Regions from separate parts of the Homo sapiens genome. Here region 2 is linked to region 1. Evidence: read pairs that join two places in POLR2A ChIA-PET (ENCODE). Cell type or tissue: endothelial cell of umbilical vein. All regions are shown on one strand. Region 1 has its middle 290 kb from the start of TLE1. Region 2 overlaps TLE1 (TLE family member 1, transcriptional corepressor).

Region 1 (4,000 bases):
AGTTTTGATTATTCCTTAGTTTTGAACATTCAAATGACTAAATCAAGGATCTTTTTGCAAAACAAAGGAATTGTGGAACTGTGTATTAGTGGAGAATGAACGGAAAAGTCTGTGGTTCCTGTAGTTTTCATGGGGTGAAGAGAAGAGATAGAATAGGAGATGATCATCAGTGAATAAGCTTCAACAACAGTGGGAGACACAAAGAACTGAAAACAGAACTATTATTCGACTCAGCAATCCCATTACTGGGTATATACCCAAAGGAAAATAAATCGTTCTACCAAAAAGACACAAGCACTTGTATGTTCACTGAAACACTATTCATAATAGCAAAGACATGGAATCAACACCATGGAATACTACACAGCCATAAAAAAACAAGGAGGGGGCAAGGGCTGAAAAACTACCTGTTGGGTACTATGCTTAGTACCTGGGTGACAGGATCAACAATACCCCAAACCTCAGCATGACTCAATATACCCCTGTAACAAACCTGCACATGTACCCTCTGAATCCAAAATAAAAGTTGAAATTTTAAAAAAAGAAAGGATGTGGAAAGCCAAAATAAAGCTGATATTTTATTTGCATCATGGGCCATGCTTGTAAAACATACAGTTTACCCAAGGAACATAATCCTAGAGAAAGGCATGAATCAAACCAAAATAATGTATGCTAACGATGGTAATAGCAGAGTGGGTTATTAGAAGCAGAAATAAAGTGCTACAAAGACAAGATCCCAATGACTAGGATAAGAATGCCCACGAATCTCCGTGCACTGCAGGGAATCCCATGGTTACACGGAAAACATGAGAAGGGAGCCCAGAAAGCTATGCCACGAGATTAAATCCGGGTCCTAGCTCTGCCCCTAATGTCTAGTGCAAACTTGAGCAAGACCCTAGCCTCCCTAAAGGTCAGTGTCCTACCAGGAAAATATAACAAGAATGCATGGGATAGCGGGGCATACACTCCAAAGCAGTTTACAAACTGGAGGCCCAGATGCTCTATCAGACCCACAGATATGTTGTGTTTGGCCCATGCAGTGCTTTAAACTATATAATATCACTTAATACCAGCATTGAAAAAAGAAGCAGATTTCTCATTTAAAAAGAAAAATCTAGATTCCCAGCTTTTTTTTTTTTTTTTTTTTTTCGAAAAACCAAACATTTGGAAACACCGGGCCCACACTCTGCATGACAACATTCTGTAGCTTGGCATTGGCTGGCCTCCTCCAACATGGGTTTGGGTGCTCCAGTTCTCCACCATCCCCACCAGGCAGGCTGCAGTCACTTGGGAAATCTCATTGAGTCCTGTTGGCACCCTCCTGTTTGACTTTGCTCTAAAGCATTACACAAGTGTTGGCTGTTACTACCTGTAAAATGAGGTCACTGGAATGGATGACTTACTTCTGCTCTGAGAGGCTATAATTCCAGTCCATAAGATGGGTTCTTTGGTCACTTTTCCCAAAAAGGTATAAAATGATCACCCAAAATCCCAGGGTGGTCCATGTCCCTTGAGTGTGGTATAAAGGCCATAAAATGCTCTGAAAATCAGGCATTTGTACTGCGAGTTGCAGAAAGACTTCAATAAACTACAAATGTAGTTTTCCACTGGGCAACATTTAGACACTGACTTTAAAAGCAAATAGAAAGTGGAGATGAGGAAAGAACAAAGTTACCACCGACATTAAGAGACAGAGGCAGGACTCCAAGAAAGGAGGGGATTGGAGGGAAAATAAACATTCGCCATAAGAGCACGAATCCCAAGTGGCTCATCCAGAGAAAGGAGCCAAGAGTTTATAGTACTTTTTGGGTTGTTTTATTTATTTTCCCCCCCACAAGATATAAATCAATCTATTTAGATAGGGATGGTTGAGAGAACACATTTTATTGCTGTGGATAATTTCCCCAGGGAGAGGATCATTTTTGTTTCACTCCTAACTTTATCTTTTGGTTTTGTGAAACCCCAGAAGTTTATGAAAAGTTGTCCAGATGAGGACACAGAAATTAGCAAACTATTCCCATCTTTAATTCACATAAAAGTGGAAACACATACCCCTGCTCACACACACACAGCACTAGAAACCAGGAAAACTAATTGAGTGCCAAGCACTCTTGTACCCTAAGGATATATATATATATTTTGGTAGCCTGAGGCTGCCAGAAACTTTGCCTGCTGAATGAATTATAGAACAGGAAGCAGATGGGCTGTGTATATGAAACAACCACTATCTGGCATGATGTGCTGTGCAATTTGGCTGCAAAGATTAAATTGAGCTATTGAATGTTTAATACACTATGCATAACAAATACAGCCAGAGCCACAAAACAGCATAAATTACAGAATTGGTATTCACACGGCCTTTCCCAGGAATCAATACACTGCCACCGCTCATAAGAGTCTGTTGTTTAATACACATAAAGAAGAGAAGAATTCTTCTATTAAAATGAGTTATCTGGGCTATTTACCAAAGGCAGTGATTTAGCAGTGGTAAAGTCTATGTAGTGCTGTTGAATGCAGATGATAATACTCCTTGTCCTTGTCTGCCTGTTTCATTGCGCCTATCAGTTGCTGGGGCTGTGAGTCCCTTGGGTACATTAGCAGTCAGCCCAGGAAGTGTGTTTAAGTAATGGACATAATGTTCACATTTGCTAGACCAGCCTTCTCCCTAATCATGAATTATTCTTCCCCAAGGCTCAATTGGAACATTACTTTAGAAGCAGAAGATTTAATCCTTTTCAGCTGATTGGAGGGAATGATTACAGTATTATTTTCTTGTACAGGCTGTCTCCAGTGAAGGTGCCTTTTTCTGTCCCCATCTTTAATAGGCAGCAATCTTTATTTCCCTGGAGGGAAATGGCAATGAATTCGAAATGGGATAAATCTTCAGGAATGCAAGGTGCTGAAGCTGTAGATCACTGCTGGTTAGTTAATTAGTTTAGCCCTCACTTGTTTCATCTCCAAGACAGAATACCTTGTAACAAGGGGCACCGTGGGTAGGTGGGTGGGTGGGAAGGTAGGAGGAGTGGGAGAGTGTAGGAATCGGCTGTAGGTGGACAACTAATCAGACACCTTCAAGTGACCAGGCCCCCGCAGATTCCCACTGGCTACAATCAGTAAAGGAAGCAGTATTTGCTTTACTCCAATTGTTCTGACTTTTGAGAACAATTCAAGTTACTGTAGCTTGTAGAAATGGTTAAGGAAGAGCAAGGCAGAACAGTGTAAAAGATGAGACTGAATGAGATTGGAGTTATCACCCTAAAAGGATATTTACATACAGGGCTAGCCCCAGACTAAGCTCTGGGATGGAAAAAAAAATGTCTACACATTCCTGGTGAATGCTCTTTAAGCACCGCTGCGCAGTGAAGTAATAAATAACAATTGACTCCATTGTTTTTTGGTCTTAGTGTTGTTATTGTTGTTTATTTTCATGTTTCCAGAAAGGGGGAAAAATGTGGCTTAGAAATTAATTACCTTGGGTTAGAAGATCTAAGCCTCAGACATATCTTCCTCCCCCCCAACCCCCGGCCCCCCTAGCCCTTCTGATAGAAAGGCCTAGCTGAGCAACCTTGGATTCTTCTGAAGTTTGGTTTCATGGGGAGCCCCTACCGCATCCCCTCCACCCATCACCTCTTTTCTGTTTTTTTTTTTTATATAAATAGCAGAGAAAGAAACAGATCAAACGTAAAGAGATGAACTGAATTATAACGAAGTCCTTGATGGCTAACACGTCTTGCATCTGATTTAAAGCCGGAAGCTCCCACGTCTAGCTGCCTGTGATCTATTTAGAATGAAACAAGGTCATGCTGCCTTGGCCCTGATTATAAATATATTACGTTTAAGTGATGAATGCCGCATTCAGAAGGAACAGGAGATCAAGAGTGCCTGAGGCTGGCGCTTTCCAATCTGTCCTCATTGCCAAGTCAGAGACTTAAAATAAACATGCTTTTAAATGAATGCTACGGAACCACGTACAGAGGTACAGGGATGATCTTGTTTCTAA
Region 2 (4,000 bases), 290 kb after region 1:
AAAAAAAACAAAAAAAACACTAAGGTAAAATTTGCAAAAGAGTAAAAGAATCACATCTAAGGAAATATCCCACAGGTGAGTCCCTAACAGTCCCATCTAAATACTTTTTTAAAAACCCACTAAAGAACAACGCATTTTTCTAAGAGAAATTTTAAAGCACACATCAAAACTGTAAAAGCAGTTTCACTCCAAAATTTACATGGCCTGAGATGTTGCTTGCTGAAATATCACATGGAGCTCTTTCCCTTTCCCAACCAGGATTGCAGAATATATCATCCTTCCTTTCAGATTTTCAGAGCTAGTCTTTTCATTTATTTTTAAATGCTTCACCATCGGCCGGGCACAGTGGTTTATGCCTGTAATCCCAGCACTTTGCGAAGCCGAGGCGGGGGGAATCACTTGAGGTCAGGAGTTCGAGACCAGCCTAGCCAATATAGTGAAACCCCATCTCTACTAAAAATAAAAAATTAGCCAGGCATGGTGGTGGACTCCTGTAATCCCAACTACTGAGGAGGCTGAGGCAGGAGAATCGCTTGAACCTGGGAGGCGGAGGTTGCAGTGAGCCGAGACTGTGCCACCACACTCCAGCCTGGGTGACGGAACGAGATTCCGTCGCGCAAAAAAAAAAAAGAAAAAAAATTCTTCACCATCCTGGAGAGCCCAGTGCTCTCACTCTGCCCATTCTTCAGCAGAACACAGGCACAAAGTGACTGATCAAACTCCCTCCCCATCACTGGGTCTCCACCAGGATTCCTGACTTGTTTCTTCTTAAACATACTTTAACCTGAGGACAGTACTGCTCAGTAGTTTTATCTACCCATGGCCTGTGACCCTCCTCTCCCCAGAAAGACCAGTCAGCGGCACTGCTGATTCTCCTAACTTTTAGAACATACATTCAGTCCTGACATGTCTTACAAATCATGAAGTTCATCAGCACAAAGAGTCAGAACTGAAGAGGCAGGCACTAGGGAGACATGGTCCACCTCATCTTCCTGATGGCAGCATGAGGGGATAGGAAGAAGCACAGACAGGCCGGGTGTGGTAGCTCATGCCTGTAATCCTAGCACTTTGGGAGGCCAAGGTGGGTGGATCACTTGAGGTCAGGAGTTCGAAACCAGCCTGCGAACATGGGTGAAACCCTCTCTCTACTACAAAAAAAAGAAAAAAAAAGTTAGCCGGGCATGGTGGCGGACACCTGTAATCCCAGCTACTCCGGAGGCTGAGGCAGGAGAATTGCTTGAACCCAGGAGGCAAAGGCTGCAGTAAGCAGAGATCGACCACTGCACTCCAGCCTGGGGAACAAAGCGAGATTCCATCTCAAAAAAAAAAAAAAAGCAGCAGCAGCAGCACAGACAACCCTGGAGGAGGCAACCCAACTCAAGCTTCAATAGATGCGTGGCCTTGAGCAAGTCCCAGACTCTGAACACGTGCACACAGCTGTAGGCAGAGCAAAACACCTACCCAATCTACTCTGGAGGATGCCTATGGAGGTCACAGAAGACAAATCACATTGAAAACTGTTCATTACTGTGCAAATTAAAGCCACCAATGACAATTTATAGCATGGCTTCATCAGCATGCTGAAAAGATAACATGAGTGGGCTAAAATAAGGTTTATGTGTGCATTTACAGTACATCTTGTTCCCAAAAATATCAAATGAGGTAATATCAAACCATATGACAGACAAAAACATTTAAAGATCACGCCACCACACACACTAGGCACAGCTAGGCAAACCACCAGGCTCACATCAACTTGCTGTTTTTTAATGCACCCTAACACTCTGATGGTATCAGAACTGCCTCAATTTTCCATGAGACATTGTCTACCTCTACTGTATAGAGATATCTAGAGTTTACCATCCACACAGATAAAGATGGGCAGACAGGGATCTATAAAGGGCTCCAAGAAAAAAATATTCTTAGTGCTACCATGAAAGACTTAAGTATCTATTACCATTCCTGTTTCATTGCCTTTTCGGTAACCCGCCACAAACGGGAGCAGAGAAAGTAAAGGCAAGGCTTATCAGGAAGTGTTGACACAACCTAAACACGGGCTGTGGGCACCACACCAGGAAAGGAAACCACAATTATACCATTCTTGATTTGGATGCACTTTCACTTTAAAACTTCCAGACAGGAAAGTCAGCAGTGAGATTTGACACTGAAATCTCTAGAACTCACTCCGACAAACCCGTTGAAAGGTGGGAAGGGAGAGCGGTCGTCACACTGGAGACAAATCTTAACAGCATTAAAGCTCTCTGTACGGAAAGTTTCCCCATCACTGCATTTTTTTTTTTTTTTTAGTAACAAAGATGTTGTCAAAAATGACAATTTTTTGTGTCCCCTGATGATGCCTTGCTAGCATTTGGTTATAAGCCATAAAGCAGGAATAATTTCAGCCTGTCAGGAGTCTCGCTAATGCCCAGTTTCCCCCTAGAGAGAATTCCTGTCAAATCTAATGAGAGCTCCAAAGGCCCTCTCTACAATATAATGAGCACTTAGGCCATGCTGGTGATCAGGCGGCAAAAAGCATCAATTTGAGCTTGGCTACACCCTGGGGGCCAGACGTCACCAGTTTTAATAAGAATTATGATTACTAGCTGCACCAAATGCCTCCTCAGAACTTATTATTAATGTGTGACATTCAGAAGGATGTTTTTCAAATGTAAGTCCACTTTAAACTGAATTATAGCACTACTTTGCACAGCACTCTAGTTAAGGGTCTGTCAGCATTTCCAATATCAACTAAATTTCAGGAGGCTCAGTACCCTACTATGAAGAACATGGTGTCTCTCAGCTTTTCACGTTTTTCAAATTGCTAAGCCAATTATACACAGCATATTATTAATGCATACAGGCTCACGGACAGACAGTATATAGCCACAAATGCCTCACTCTGTATAGAAACTCATTAGAAAACTATTCTCACACCATGGTGCTTCTGACCCACTTCACCCCTTCTCCCTACATGATAAAGAAGAGGTCATCCCGCCACATAACCTACAGGAACCCAGAAGAATTACACACCTCTTTTAGCTCCTCCAATAAACCCAGCACCAGCATATAGCATCACACTGAGGTGGTGTTCCCTTGTAAAAGAGTCAATGAGGTTATTAAATCCTTTGAGTTTATGGGTTTAAGAAAAAGCTCAGTCTCCTCTTACTCTTCCATAATATCTGTTATCCAAAAAAAAGTGCCCTTCAGAGTAAATTAAAAAAAAAAAAAAAGATTAAACCGCCTAGGCCAAGTTTATTTGCATAATTCACTTAAATGACGATAGATGTTAGCCACAGATCTTCTAGCCCATTTACTATCAAGAAGTTACAAGTGCCTGAATAAGGCACTAGCCACTGAGAAACACACAAAAACAAAGGCACAAACCCAACATAAAGTAGGCTACCAACTTTGTAAATCATAGTAAAATCTGCATTTTTAAAGGCCCAATTACATTATTAATAAAAGGCCCTGAAAATCACAATCTCTTTCCAAACACAAATCTGAGAACAGATCTAATGTACACGATAACTTAACATTATGAAATCTATGATGAATTAAAAATCAAAGAGTGCGGAGTTACAAAAGCAGAATTCAACTCTGAAACACACTTGCTTAATGAAAGTCTTTGAATATAAGGAAGATCTGAAGGCTGAACTAATCAATTTCTCCACTGTGCCCCAGCCGGTCAGCCATGCTCTTTAATTTAATGAAACAAGGGTTTGAGATGAAATAGCACATATACATCAAGTAAGAATTGTATTGTTGCACTTTGAAATGTGTCCAACTGTGCAACTTCATCTGATGATAATTTTTTAAGAGGCAATCGATTTCTAAAAGACTTATTGTACCAGCGTCTTGATGAAAAAGTGAATGTCAGCGTATCTCCAGAATACTTACACCCTGCCATTAATGCTTTCTTTGGCAGACAATGACTACTCAATCGAGGGTCCTTTGGGCTGAGCAATCATTTAGCTTTTCTTCTCTTATGAGGTCCTTAGTG

The links. Peaks named below come from ENCODE experiments on the same cell type or tissue, not always from the same donor. Only the 100,000 strongest peaks of a DNase experiment are listed, where the experiment ranks them.
Region 2: POLR2A ChIA-PET joins it to region 1 with 6 read pairs; 1 of 35 experiments calls an interaction of 5 or more read pairs at or near these places.

Annotation. Positions count from the first base shown.
Region 1 is chr9:81,392,841-81,396,840 of GRCh38, forward strand. No RefSeq gene overlaps it. Among named protein-coding and RNA genes, the nearest start is that of TLE1, 290 kb to the right of the region's middle. RefSeq lists an enhancer at 1,761-3,111. In endothelial cell of umbilical vein, no CTCF peak of the experiment used is centred here; a DNase peak (open chromatin) is centred at 2,211.
Region 2 is chr9:81,680,934-81,684,933 of GRCh38, forward strand. All of the region lies in intron 4 of TLE1 (TLE family member 1, transcriptional corepressor), which reads right to left. Among named protein-coding and RNA genes, the nearest start is that of TLE1, 6.6 kb to the right of the region's middle. RefSeq lists an enhancer at 3,362-4,000. In endothelial cell of umbilical vein, no CTCF peak of the experiment used is centred here; a DNase peak (open chromatin) is centred at 2,088; H3K27ac peaks cover 696 bases.